3 separate regions of the Homo sapiens genome follow, and all the other regions are linked to region 1. The links are chromatin contacts, found by Hi-C or POLR2A ChIA-PET in ENCODE. All regions are on one chromosome and are shown on one strand. Each heading gives the region's core, a stretch centred on a gene start or an enhancer-like site at or near the end of the contact. The rest is flanking DNA. Distances are from core to core; before and after follow the strand shown. Region 1 holds the start of TSN (translin). Region 2 holds the start of IWS1 (interacts with SUPT6H, CTD assembly factor 1). Region 3 holds the start of HS6ST1 (heparan sulfate 6-O-sulfotransferase 1).

Region 1 (4,693 bases), core at 1,569-4,068:
CGCGCCTGTAATCCCAGTTACTCGGGAGGCTGAGGCAGGAGAATCATATGAACCCAGGAGGCGGAGGTTGCAGTGAGCCGAGATCACGTCACTGCACTCCACCCCAAGTGACAGAGACTCCATCTCAAAAAAAAAAAAAAATTAAACAGAGAACTAGTTATTTTAAGAGATCAATAAAGTGGATAAACCTCCAGCAAGATTGACAAAGAGAAACAGAGAAAATGGATAAATTCTTTCTATCAGGAATGAAATACAGGGTGGCACTAGAGAGCCTGAAGATGACAAAAGAATATAAGGAAATACTATAAACAACTCTATTCAAATAAATGACTTAGACTAAATGAACCAATTCCTTTAAAAAAACACAGCTACCATAGCTCACCCAATATTAAATAGATACTTTGTAGCCTGGGCAACATAGCCAGACCCCATCTCTACCAAAAAAGACAAAAATTAGCCAGGTGTGGTGGCATGTGCCTATAGTCCCAGCTACTGGGTAGGCTGAGGCAGAAGAATCACCTGCTGACAGAGCGAGACCCCATCTCTTAAAGAAAAAGATACTTTGAGTAGCACTATGACTATTAGGAAATTGAATTTGCAATAAAAATTCCCCAAAAGAGATCTCCAAAGAAGGTTTCGTTGGAGAAGGTTTCAGCAGAGAATTCTACAACTACTTAAAGAACAAACAGCAATCTGCATAAGCTCTTCCAGATAATAGACCAGAAGGGAACACTTTCCAGTTCTTTATGAAGCTAGTATTGGGAAGGAAAAGCTTTCTCTTTATTATATTTTGTTCAGTTTATGGGGGCCTCCAAAAAATTATTTATTTGAGGCAGGGTCTCACTCTGTCACCCAGGCTTGAGTGCAGTGGCACAATCATGGCTCACTGCAGCCGTGGCATCCTGAGCTCAAGTGATCCTCCCACCTCAGCCTCTGAAGTAGCTGGGACCACAGGCATGCGCTACCATGTTCAGCCAATTTTCAAAACATTTTTTGTAGAGATGGCGGTCTCACTATGTTGCCCAGGCTGGTCTCGAACTCTTGGGCTCAAGTGATCCTCCTCGTTAGCCTCTTAAAGTGGTGGGATTACAGGTGTGAGCCACCATGCCCAGCCAGGGCCTGCAAATTAAACTGACAAAAGACAGATTAACGGAACAGAAAATCAGCATGGGCATATAAGAACTCAACAACACCATCGACTAATAGGGTCTAATTAAACTTTTTATAGGACACTCCCAAAAAAGGCTTATTTGCATGGATGCTGGAGCTAGCAAAATAAGTAGCTAGCCTACTAAATGGTTAGAGGTTTATGTCTGGGCGCAGTGGTTGATACCTGTAATCCCAGCATTTTGAAAGGCTGAGGCAGGAGGATTTCTTGAGCCCAGGAGTTCAAGACCCGACTGGGCAACGTAATGAGACCAAAAAATGAAACAGAACAAAACAACAATAACGAAAACCACACAAGAAAAGAAAGAAACAAAAAACCAGTTAGTGGCTTGTGTGCCTAACTCTAGGTAAAACGGAGAGGTGACGAAAGTTTGTATGAGAACAAATAGGATTCTTTAGGACAGACGAATGGGTTTTGGGAGAACAAACACGAGATAAGAAAGGGTTTTTTATTTTTTTTGAGACGGAGTCTGTTGCCCAGGCTATAGTGCAGTGGTGTGATCTCGGCTAACTGCAACCTGTGCCTCCCGGGTTCAAGCGATTCTTCTGCCTCAGTCTCCCGAGTTGCCGGGATTACAGGCGCGCGCCACCACGCCCGGCTAGTTTTTGTATCTTTAGTAGAGACGGAGTTTCACCATGTTGGTCAGGCTGGTCTCGAACTCCTGACTTTGTGATCTGCCCGCCTTGGCCTCCCAAAGTGTTGGGATTACAGGTGTGAGCCACTGCGCCCGGCCGATAGTTTTTTAAAAATGTAGGTGCTAGTGGTCTTACTGTCTTCTTCATGGACATGAAATTATTCTCATATAATGAGAATTAAATATGATCCTTCATGTAAAGAGTTTAGAATAATGTCAGAAACAAAGCAAGCAATAAATTATCATTTAGTTGATAAGAATCATTCCAATTCATCTGGCGAGTGCAACACACACACACACTGTATTTGTGTATGGAATAACTGTTCAAGAACACACACACAGTATGTGTGTATGAAATAACTCTTCAAGAACAAAGGGGAAACCGTTATAGGGCATGAAAGGGGAAACCGTTATAGGGCATGGAAGGGGAATTAGGACAAGGTGTGAGTGGAAAGAGAAACATCCCACCGCACACGCTTAAAAAAGCCGTTTAATTTAAAAATAGGTAATACAGCCATACAGAGAAGACATTAAAAGATCTACACAGAAAATTTTCGCTCCCAATCCATTCCCTACTCACAGTCCTACATACGTTACTTTTATTTTCCTTTTTTTTGGAAATGCACTGGCCCCCTACTCTCTCACGAAGGCTGAACTCTCTCTACATTCTTCTGCACCTGTTTTTTGTGCATACTCTTTCGTTGTCAAATATTTCCCTCCAACTGTTGTTGTGTATGAAATAAATACACACATATAAGCTAACCAGCCCCACTTGCCCGCACCACCTACACGCCCGTCCCCGCCCTCCCTCAGGCCCACGTGCTCCGAGGGCCGCCTTCGCAGGTTGTTTCTGGCGATGCCTGTCTGAAGGCCTCAGACTGAGGCCCCGCCCACTCTCCCTCTCCTCTGCCCTTTGGACGCGCGCCTCGGTTCCGAACGCAGCGGACGGCGCCTCAGGCAGCGCGGCGGACAGCCCGTCCTCCGGCGCGCCGCGAGCCTCGGAGGACCCTAGCGACGGTCGTGGCGTAAGACCGGGGGGACGCGGCGGTAGCGGCGGCCGTTGCGATTGATTGCGCTGGTTGCCTGCGGCGTCCACTTCCTTGGCCGCCCTTGCTACACTGGCTGATTGTTGTGCAGCCGGCGCCATGTCTGTGAGCGAGATCTTCGTGGAGCTGCAGGGCTTTTTGGCTGCCGAGCAGGACATCCGAGAGGCGAGCCCCCTCCCTTCCCCATTCCCTTTGCCTTTCCATGCCTAGTTGGGCCACTTCGCCCGGCCCTCCTCTGTCGCTCAGTCTCGGGCGGTGGGGACGCCTCCGAGGGTGGGTTGCTTCCCCTCTAGCTTTAGGTTAGGCACTCCCCGCCCCCGCCCAAAATTTTGCTGCTCTGTCCTGATTCCCCGTGTTCGAGTCTCAGCTTCTCAGCATCACTTGCCTCGTTTGTGTCAGTTTTCCTTCTTTTCAGCACTTGTTTATATCGAAGGCTCGATTAGCACCTGGTCTTCAGCGAATGAGCGTTTCGTGTATTTTTGTTGGTGTCTTAAAAGCACATGTGATCTGCTTAAAACTCTCCTGTGATTTCCTATGCCACACAGGATAAAAAATCAGACTCTACTGTGGCTCACATGGTTTCTCTTCAATCTCGTTTATGCTCTCTGTCTTTGTGTATGATGTTCACTTTACCTCTTCTAGTGCCCCAAATAGCTTCCTGCCTGTTTGCTTTTCCTGGAATTTGCTTCTTTCCCGTTCTTTTCCTGATTGTCTCGTATTTATCTCATTGGCGTCACAGTCTAAGCGATCTATTTCCTGTTATGTTTTCTAGTAGCACATTAACTTTTTTTAATGTGTGTAATATTGATTATTTTAAAAAAATCTTCTCCCTCATTGTATGTTAAACCGCCAGAGGGAAGGGATTGTGTGCTTGGTTCCCCGGTATTTACACAGTGCCTCGCACATAAGTATGCTCAGTGAATATTTTAAAAATGAATTAGAGGCGGGGAGCGGCGCCTCATGCCTGTAATTCCAGCATTTTGGGAGGCCGAGGCGGCCAGATCACCTGAGGTAAGGAGTTTGAGACCAGCCTGGCCAACATGGGGAAACCCTGTCTCTACTAAAAATATAAAAGAACATTAACTGGGCATGGTTGCGCACACCTGTAATCCCAGCTACTCGGGAGGCTGAAGCAGGAGAATGGCGTGAACCCGGGAGGCGGAGGTTGCGGTGAGCTGAGATCGCGCCACTGCACTCCAGCCTGGGTGACAGAGCGAGACTCCGTCTCAAAAAAAAAAAAAAAAAGAAAAAAGAATTAGAAATACCCGACTCTTGTGTTGCATTTAACTCTTCATTTTGCAAGTTGCGTTCACACACGTCATCCATTATAATGTCCCAATTGAATACTTGGGTTTAATGGGTGGCTATTATTCTTTAAAGGGTATCTGAGGAATCTAAGGCTTTTTAGTGACTTTTTGAAGTCTTACAGAGGAAATAAGTGGAAAAGTCAGGATTCAAACTTGGTTATGATAGATCACATAAGCTATCTAATGTGTTTTGTGTGAGTGTATGACAATGATTCTGTTGAGTATCTGATTTTTATTTTTAATTCTCTCTAGGAAATCAGAAAAGTTGTACAGAGTTTAGAACAAACAGCTCGAGAGATTTTAACTCTACTGCAAGGGGTCCATCAGGGTGCTGGGTTTCAGGACAGTAAGTTCTTTGTTTTGTATCCAATTATCAGTCTCTTATTTAGAGGGAGAGTTTCTATCCAGAAGACATTTTATAATGAAAAATGGCTATCATGCTTTATGGTGAGTAAAAATTGAAGAAGTAGGTGATTTGATAATTTTGGTTGATTTTTCTTCCACTTCCACACAGTATGGTTTAAACAGAGATGTTTTC
Region 2 (4,488 bases), core at 961-3,460, 5.8 Mb after region 1:
GAACTCCAGTCCAAAACTAGTGAAAATCCATTCAAGAAAAGCATATATAAAATGGTAAATACAAACTGTTACCTAACTTTCTTTTATATTTTTGTAGAGATGGGGTCTTGCTATGTTGCCCAGGCTGGTCTCAAACTCCTGGCCTCAAGCAATCCTCCTGCCTTTGCCTCCTAAAGTGCTGGGATTACACCCAGCCCCAATACTTTAAAAAATACAGAGTAAAATCGTATTTTAACCTATATACATGTATTACATATAATTACTTTTTTTTTTTTTGGAGACACAGTTTTGCTCTTTTGGCCCAGGCTGGAGTGCAATGGTGTGATCTCAGCTCACTGCAACCTCCACCCCCCCGGGTTCAACAAGTGATTCTCCTGCCTCAGCCTCCTGAGTAGCTGGGATTACAGGTGCCCGCCACCACGCCTGGCTAATTTTTTGTATTTTTAGTAGAGATGGGCTTCACCACGTTGGCCAGGCTGGTCTCAAACTCCTGACCTCAGGTGTTTGCCACCGTGCTCGGTCTACTTTTTAAAAAGTAACTTAAAAACACAAATGAATGGAAAAAAAACTATTCTGAAAGTATCAGGAAAGTGTTTTTTTGTTTTTGTTTTTGTTTTTGTTTTTTTTGAGACAGAGTCTTGCTCTGTCGCCCAGGCTTGGAGTGCAGTGGTGCAACTTCCGCTCACTGCAACCTCTGCCTCCCGGGCTCAGGGCTCAAAGGATCCTCCCACTTCAGCCTCCTGAGTAACTGGGACTACAGGTGTATGCCACCACACTCGGCTAATTTTTGCATTTTTTTGTAGAGACGAAGTAGGGGGGTGGGGTAGGGGCGTAGGGGGGTGGGGTACGGGCATGGGGGGTGGGGGTGGTGTTGGTCTCACTATGTTGCCCAGGCTGGTCTCGAACTCCTGGGCTCAAGCCATCGGCCGCCTACGCCTCCCAAAGTGCTGGGATTACAGGCATAATCCACCGCACCTGGCTTAGGAAAGTGTTTTTAAGCAGTGCATGCCTGGAAAACGCTTTGCAGTCATTAGAATTCACTGTCCTACGTAAGGAAAAGCAATGAACTCAAAACAGTAAAGGGCTTAACGCTTAAACAATTATTTAAGCACTCAAGTTTTCTTTTTAATTTTCAATTTTTGTGGGTACATAGAGGGTGTATTTATTTATGGTGTATTTAAGAACTTTTGTAACAGAACGCCCCAACAGGACTAGCACACAAAGGGAAAGCAAATGCGACGTGTTTCCCACACCAGGTTCTGCCTCACTTATCCTTAATCTCAGGTGCCAAGCACCGTGCCAGCAGAGTGGGCCCCAGTAACAGCTTACAGAATAAACAAACAGTAAAGAAAGGAGACCAAACTTCGGTGAGGAGGAAGAGGAACGATCTCAAGGTGGAGGAAAGGCACAAAAACCACCAGTAAGTGCCAGAAGCGCATTCCTTACTCTATGCATGCAACTGAAACATGGGTCCTGCACTTACGTCCGGTGTTGCAAGCAAGATTAAACCACTCCTAACTAGCAGTGAAAAGTCTAGGAAGGATCCCCCGCCCCAACGCCCCTTGGATTCTCCAACTACTCAACTACTGAAAACTCTCTTAACAGAAGACACCTCTCCTTCCCTGCACACAATAGGAGCTTAACATATGAAAGTGACTTCCCAATTTCAGCAAAAACCTTCGCCGATTCAGAAGAAAGCTTTCCCACCAGAATCCCCTCTCCAACGTTCTAGCTTCGACGCTTGCAGCTGGTCAGAGGGCTCTTGCCCTCCTCGGGCCGGGTCGCGGGAGGGAAGGTTTCGGGGGGCCTCCTTGCCCCCACCCGCGGGGTGCCAGGCCAAGCCCCGCCGAGTAACTGCTCCGCCTCCCAGCCCGGTCCCCCAGGTCCCTGCCCCACCTGACTGGTCGCCGCTGTAATATTCCGAGTCCATGGCAGGCGGACTCTCAGCGGGGAGTGTCCGCGCCCCGCGCCGCCCCCGTCACCTCCTTCCAGGCGGTGTGACCCCGGATGGCGCGGCTAAGTGTTCAGAGACTGCCGCCCGACCGGAGAACTTAACGGGTGCGGAGGGTAAGAAAGCGGTAGCGGCAAAGGCGAATTCTTTGACCTGGAAGCCCCGGCGGAAAAGGCCGTACCCGGCAGGCTGGCGGGCGGGCAGGCATGCGAGCCGGCGTTCTACTTCCTAGAAGCACCGCTGGGGCCAAAATGGCGTCTGCCCACGACCCTCAAAGGAATGCAGCGCGCAGGCGCCGCAACCCGTCAACCGGCCAATGAGAAGACGCAACAGCAATGACGCCAGGCACGGCCGGAAAGGAGACTCCTGGGAAAATTGAGCTGGAACTCGGGCTTTAGTTAAATACCTTCCTCGGGTGGATCCTGGTCTGACCCCCGTGGTAATAACGTTATCATTGATTCTTTATCATTTCCTAGATTCTGTGTCCGTGCCTTGTTTGAAGAGCTTTTGAGATACTCTTCCGAAAAATGAAGACCTGCTCAAATGACTTTTCCGTCATTCAGCCAAACCACTGTCTTTCCCGTCAGGCCCAGAGGCGCCTGGTTCCCGCCCGCAGTAGGCAAGAAAGCGGGCGTTGCTCACTGGGACTTGTAGTATGACGCCCGCGAGCTGTGATGCGTTACTAACTGGCGCGATCCACAGCGCCTCCTCTCCCGGCGTCTTCCTCTCTTTCATTCTAAACAACGATTTAATTTCCTTGTTAAGAAGCCATTTAGCCAACAGTAAGAAGTACACGTCTTTGCTTCCAGAAGGGTTCCCCTGATGAAACACCGGAGGAAGGTGAAGTTGAACTTTACCTGAGCCCTGTGTTCCTGGAAAACAGCGGTGATTAAGAAACCCCCTCATCTATTTGTGTTTCTGGAACGGCACACTGTAAAGAACCACCCGTCTCCATGTGACTCAGATAAAACGCGTGCAGATGACCCCCTTGTTTGCCTGTGACAAGGCCAGAGACCTTTCCCCTTTATTCTGAGCCTGTTAATAAAGCCAAACAGACCTTCCAAATTCCCGCTGATGATATCGAGTGATTAGTTGAGATTAGAACTCTCCTCCCCCCAACTTGTTAGACACAGAGAACATTTCCTGTTCACCTGACTGAAACTTCTCCTGATTGCAAAACAATCCCAACTGTCAATCATCCCACCTTCCTCCCTATAAAAGTCAAAACTACGCTGCCAAGACACTGATCATATCTGGAGTGCTCTCCCTATTGCAATAGGCTGAGTAAAATCCATTTCCTTACTTGTTCATTTTAGTCTTGGACAGAGAGGGGAACATTCTTGCCTTTGGATCGGAGGAGGGCCAGTAGAGGTTTAAGCAAAGACTCCCCAGGAGGTGTAGACATGTAGAAAAAGAGCCTTTTGTTACTACTGCAGATATCTGACCCTTCGTTAGCCAGTCAGAGTATGCTGGCAGAGCCCAATTATAGGCTCCTGAAGAGGACGTGGGAAGAGAAGAAAGGGGAGAAGTGGTTTCTCTCTGGAAATTCCCATTTTCCTGCAAGAGAGTTCATGGATATTCCTTTCCGAAGTGGTGGAAACAGCATTGAATCCAAATTCCTTCTTTTCAGCTGTGGGAATGACATCTTCTCAGGCAGTCTTGAGAATCAAAAGAACAAAGAATTAGCAATGCCCGAAACCGAATCACTTGATAGAAGATATCAAGGCTCTAAGCCCTCTTCTAAAGAGAAGGTGAGAGTACACCTGTGTAAATGGAGCAGGATTAATAGATCAAAATTCCAGGCGGAGGTTCAGTGGAAGAGAACCTTTTAGTTTCACCAGAGATGTAAGTCCAACAGTCAGGAAAGTGGTTGGGTTATAAACAATGCAATTGCCGGATGAAAATTACTGAATTTTAGCGTTAAAACTAACTGTACTGGTGGTTTGGAGAAAGGATAGAAACACTCTGGACACACAACAATGTTCTTAGCTCTAGAAGCCTGCAAAGAAGCATCAGATCTAATTTTTGTACTCAGAAAGCCAACAATTTAGTGAGACAGGACAAGTCTTTCAAATGAATACAGAGCCTTAGTTAAAGCAGTGTGGTTGTCAGTGTAAACACAGCTTACGGAGAGTTCCCAGAGCTCCTTCCTACCAGCTGGCTGTCCCTCCTGGATCCTGGTAGAGAAATTCTGTAGTGGCACAGATGTGTCTTTCTGAGTCTTGGCTGCCTTACATTTTCAGGACTGCCATCTCCTTACCCATCACACCCCACCCCAGTACAGTTGGCCCATGGCGGTGGTAGGGAGGCACCCAGAAGATAGGCTGTTTCCCACACCAAGGGTGCTAATGACAGAAGAATGGAGAGGCAAACTTGCAGCAGTCCACAATGCTTCCTCCCTTAACAGATAACCCAGAGACGCTGCATTCCCTAAGTGAATGTAAGATTTATTTGGAGACACTCTGAAGACACTGCCATCTGCTGAACATGTCAGGGAGCAAGAGGCCGCATAATATAAATAGCCTGGCACCATCAGA
Region 3 (4,580 bases), core at 1,482-3,981, 6.6 Mb after region 1:
CCACCTGGTCCTCCCACTCTCATGGACAAACTCCAGAGAAAGGAGGCCAAGGCTCTTCACCCTGGGGACCCACAGGCGTGCGGGGCTGCAGGAAGAGCATCCTGGTTGCAATCTAGGGCTGAGGTGGCCTCTGCTGAGCAGGCTTGTTTCAAAAGCTCCGGCTTCTTGGCGGCCCGAAGCTTCCACGCAATCCTCTTAGGCTGCCGAGCTAAGTCCCTCTGGCAAAGGGGGTGACCCCCATCCTTGCACCCCCCACAGGTAGGGAGGCGTCTGTTGGTATTGGTCAGTGACCAACTCTGGGAGCCTACTGCTCTGACTGGTGGAAGGGTGGGTGGGGGCATGGCTGTGGTCCCAGGCACAGCTGAGCCTAGCACAGAGAAGCTGGACCAGGGTTAGGGGGGCCCTGCAGCAGGAACGTGCATCTGTGCAGAGCAGACTAAGTGCTGGGCCGGAAGCAATCCTTCAGGGGCCCTAGACAGGCAGCTCTGTGACCGCCAAGTGTAGAATGTGGCTGTAAGAGGCTCAGAACATCACCTCCCAGGCTGGGAGCTGCAGTGTGTGTGTGTGTGTGGGTGTGTGTGTGTACAGTTGGGGGAGGGGGGAGAAAGAAAAGTGGGAAGATGCCCCTCCAACTCTAGGACCCCAATTTCCTGACAGCCTGAGAAAGACCACAGAGCAAGGATTGAGGTCTGTGCAGGGGAGCAGTGTCTCGGACTCTGCTCAGCTCCAGGCTGGCTGGACCTTCCAGGCTCCCCAGGCACACCTGAGAGCCTACAGCCTCTGGACCCAAGAGTGCCAGCCAACACGCCTACAACCGCCCAGCCTCCTACCACCAGCCTGTCTGCAAATTCAGTCCTAAGGCAAATTTGGAAGAGAAACAAAAGGCAGACAAGAAGCCCTGCTCCTGGCCCTTCCCAGCCCAGACTTTGGGGAGAAAGGCCCCGCAGGGCATCCCTGCAGGACGAATGGGCACCAACAGGAACAGGAGGAAAATAACCCCAACTTTAACTGCTGGAAACCCAGCAGCACCCCAGGTTCCCCTACAAACGGCTTCCCAGAAGAGCTGCCCCGGCACCCCTCCCATGCTCTGTGTCCTCACGCAGCTCAGCTCTGACATGGGGCTGGGGGACCCCAGAGAAGGGGTGTGGCAGCACAGGTTCCCTGGACCAGCTCAACTACCCCCAACCTGGCTGGTAGCTTCCTGGGGAAGGTGGTCCCCCATCGGGTGGCTTTTGTTCCTCTCTCCAGGCAAGCCTGTGCCTGGAAGAATTCGGCTGGCAGGCCCCACTGGGAGGACAGGCGGTACTGCCTCCTCCCCGCCCCCAGCCCCAGGTCAACAGGGCCTTTGTTCTACCTGCACACACCGGCAGGCAGGCGGGCAGAGCCAGCCCCCTTCCCTGGCAGCTCCCCCACCCTCTGAAGGCAGGCACTCCAGGCACAGGGGCGGCACCTCACTACTCTCACTTCCACTTTTGGGACCACAGCACCGAAGCGGCACGGGGAAGCCAACACTCCAGGTAGGCCACGCACACACCCAGAAGCCCGCGTCCCCAAGTCCGGCGGGCCAGACCTCACGGCGCACAGCAGGTAAGGTGGCCCGAGGGCAGCGGGCGGGGACCCTGGAGAAAACCCGGGCGCTGCGCAGTCAAGCCGGCAGTAGGGCAGCACAAGGCAAGGAAGAGAGTGAGAGCGAGGTCAGAAAGCGCGGTGACAGCCGGCTCACCCAGAGGAGCTGGGAGCCTCGGGCGCTCGGCAGGTCGGGAGGGGTGCCGGCGAGTGGGGGCCCCCAAGAGGGCAGAAGGGGGTAGGGAAGGCAGGGCCGACCCAGTACAGCACGGCGGGCATACGGCCCGGCCTCGGGGGCGCAGCTGCGCGAGGATCCCGCCGCCCGGGCGCTCACCTGGGCGTGCGCAGCGCGGCGGAGTCGCGGCGGTCCAGCACGCCGGGCACGCAGTTGGTGAGCTCGGTCCAGTCGGCGTGCAGCCCGCAGCTCCAGCCGGTGGAGAAGCGGGAGAAGAGCCAAGTCTCGCGGCGGTTGGGCCGGTAGCAGGTGCACTTCTTCTGGCCGGGCCGGCAGTCGCACGGCACCTCGAGGCGTACGTTCTGCACGAGGTGGCGGCCGAAGGTGGTGCCGCCCGTCTTCTGGATGTGCAGGAAGACGATCACGTCGTCGCCCTTCATGTCGAAGCGCAGCGAGCGCTCCAGCTCGCGGACCGGGAAGTAGTACTTCTTCTCGTAGTGGGGGTCGGGTGTGGGGAACAGGTCCAGGTCGTCGGGCGGCGCGCGGCCGCCGGGCGCGCCCAGGCTCAGTCCTGGGCCCGCGTACTGGTACAAGATGAGCATGAAGCACACCGAGCCCGCCACCACCAGCACGAACTTGCTGGCGCGCTCAACCATGGTCCTGCCGCCGGCGCGCCGCCGCCGCATGTGTCACCATCGCCGGGGCCCGGGCGCGGGGCGCGGGGCCTGGGAGGGCAGGAGGCGCGGGCGCAGCTGCCTCCGCCGCCGCCCGCGCTCCGGCCCGGCCCGGCTACTCGGCGCCCAGGCCGCCCGCAGCGGCGCGGGCCCCGACCCTCCGCGGTGCCATGGCTGCTCCCCGCCCGGCCCCGGCTCCCCGGGCCCGACGCCCGACTCCGCTCCCGCTCGGCCCCGCTCCCGGCCCCGGCCAGCACAGCGCTCTCCGCGCCCCCAGCACCAGCCCGCTCCGCTCCACTCCGCGCCGAGAACGCTCTGCGCCGCCCCGCGCGCCGCCGCGTCTCCGCAGTCCGCCGCCGCCGCCCCGCCCCGGTCCGCCCCTGGCCCGCCCCCGTGGCGTCTCTTGCCGTCGCCGCCCGCGCCGATCCTCGGCCCCGCCTCCGGAGTGCCGGGGTTCGCCGCGGGTGCTGGGCGCGGGACCTGGGTCTGCTGCGGTGGCGAGGCCGCTAGCAGGCGGGCAGCCAGCGACTGGGAAGTGATTCCGCCCTCAGGGGAGTGGGGGACCAACCGGCAGTGCGGAGCCGAGGCGTGGGAGGCTCTCCTGGCGGGGGCCGCGGTGAGGGGGCGCGGCGGCTGGCGCTTCTGGAGCCTGGGTCCGTACCCCCTCCTCCCCAAGTCCCAGCCGCCCACGTCCCCGCAGCCCGCGCGGGAGGAAAGGCCTTGACCTTGCACGCTGGGGCGCTGAAGTTAGACGCTAGCCTACTGGGCTGCACTTCCAGGGACCAGGGCGGCGGGGGCCGCCCACCACCAGGACCGAGAGGGAAAGCGAGGCTTTCCTTTCCTGCTCGACCCCCTCACCCCTGCGGCTGGCTTTGGGACAGTGCCCCGCAGCCCCGCATTGAAGAGATGTTGGGCTGTCTGCAGAGGCCTGCGGAGCGGCTTTATGGCTTCCTCCTTGTTTGAAAAGAATATCAGACGAGGTGCATTTTCCCCCATCCATGTTTATTATACTCCAATGAAAGAGTTATAAAACATTGAGCCAATTCTTAAGAATCGTGAGTGCCCACCAAATATTCTGTCTTTCGTGGGTTGGTTGGAGAGTCCAGCGGCCCGGGCCCAACCTGGCTGCGGAGGGCTCGCTCCACGTTGGCTCGTGTGTGGGCCGGGTGGTGCGGGCTCCTCACTCGCCGCCGCCCAGCCTGGCAAGCACGCGCGGCATTCGTGGGGCGGGGGGTCCCGCCAGGTGCCCACTCACACTGCTTGGGCTCTGGCAGTACTCGGAGGCTGCAGCCCGTCGGAAGCGCAGGAGTGGGGCTGGGACCTGCCAGGATCTCACAGCTGCAGGGCCGGCCGCGGTGGGCCCTAGTGTGTTGGTTCAGGCCAGCGAGGGCTCTGGGAGCGAGTCTGGCTGCCAGGCGTGGGCTCCCAGTGTCCACGTCAAGCCCTGCCGGGGACGGGGTGGGGGGGGAGGCGGGGTGGTGCCCTGCCTTCCGTTCTGTTAGGGACCGGAAGCGATCATGGGGTGTCAATTATGCCTCAGTAAAGCTGTTAAACGTAGACAACATCACACCAGAAAGCCCTCCTGGAAGCAAACCCAGAGAGCTGGAAAAACCAACACCCCAAACCCAGCTGAGCGGGCGGCATGCATTTTCCAAAGGGACCGCAAGAATATCCGCTGTGGACAGGCGGGTGCAGAACCCTCAACACAGCCCAGCGCACCCTGGAGTCCATGGTGTGGGGTCCTCAGTGGGACCTAGGGCCCCAAAGCCCCTGCTCATCTTGTAGGCTGCTTTAAAACTGTCCCTGGCCCGAGGGTCCTGGGGGCAGCTTGGACAAGCTTCTCCAGAAGTGACTCATTCCTATAGGAGTGGGGGTGCAGTCCCCATGGGACACAGGTGGGGCCGCCCTGCAGTGTGCTTGGACCTGCCTGCAGCCCCTTGACGCAGTCTGTGCCTGAGCCCTGGGGAGCCTTCCTGTGTGGCCTAGGGGAGCACAGCTGCCCCGGGTCCACCCCCCAGATGTCCTTACCCAGATAAGGATCCTCGTGCTACATCATAATTAAGGCTGCTCTTTTGGAGACCTGCTGGGTGCCAGGCATTGTAGAGGTGTCATTTCCAATTCCATCAGCAAATCTGCGGGGGTAGGCTGTGATATCCATTTACAGA

What was found. A loop is a pair of places that touch in the nucleus more often than their neighbours do. ChIA-PET counts read pairs that join two places held with the same protein, here RNA polymerase II (POLR2A). Pooled maps may share reads with other maps.
Region 2: a loop to region 1 is called in a map of CD8-positive, alpha-beta T cell, with 11 times the contacts of the local background. The contact joins the promoter of IWS1 here to the promoter of TSN in region 1. A Hi-C loop is called at or near these places in 2 of 168 maps with a recorded cell type or tissue (CD8-positive, alpha-beta T cell and naive thymus-derived CD4-positive, alpha-beta T cell) and 4 of 50 pooled maps.
Region 3: a loop to region 1 is called in a pooled map, with 6 times the contacts of the local background. The contact joins the promoter of HS6ST1 here to the promoter of TSN in region 1. A Hi-C loop is called at or near these places in 1 of 168 maps with a recorded cell type or tissue (CD4-positive, alpha-beta T cell) and 2 of 50 pooled maps. POLR2A ChIA-PET finds 5 or more read pairs at or near these places in 1 of 52 experiments (T-cell).

What each region holds. Positions count from the first base shown.
Region 1 is chr2:121,752,833-121,757,525 of GRCh38, forward strand. TSN (translin) reads left to right here and starts at 2,819. Exons shown (of 6, transcript NM_004622.3): 1 at 2,819-3,013; 2 at 4,408-4,501. The coding sequence starts at 2,948. RefSeq lists an enhancer at 2,684-2,873.
Region 2 is chr2:127,524,279-127,528,766 of GRCh38, forward strand. IWS1 (interacts with SUPT6H, CTD assembly factor 1) reads right to left here and starts at 2,211. Exons shown (of 14, transcript NM_017969.3): 1 at 1,897-2,211. The coding sequence starts at 1,930. RefSeq lists enhancers at 1,421-2,120, 1,451-1,530, 1,541-1,600, 2,131-2,190, 2,451-2,500 and 1 more and silencers at 1,781-1,890, 2,532-2,705.
Region 3 is chr2:128,316,137-128,320,716 of GRCh38, forward strand. It overlaps HS6ST1 (heparan sulfate 6-O-sulfotransferase 1), which reads right to left and starts at 2,732. Exons shown (of 2, transcript NM_004807.3): 1 at 1,901-2,732. The coding sequence starts at 2,427. RefSeq lists an enhancer at 590-739 and silencers at 1,741-1,970, 2,665-3,074.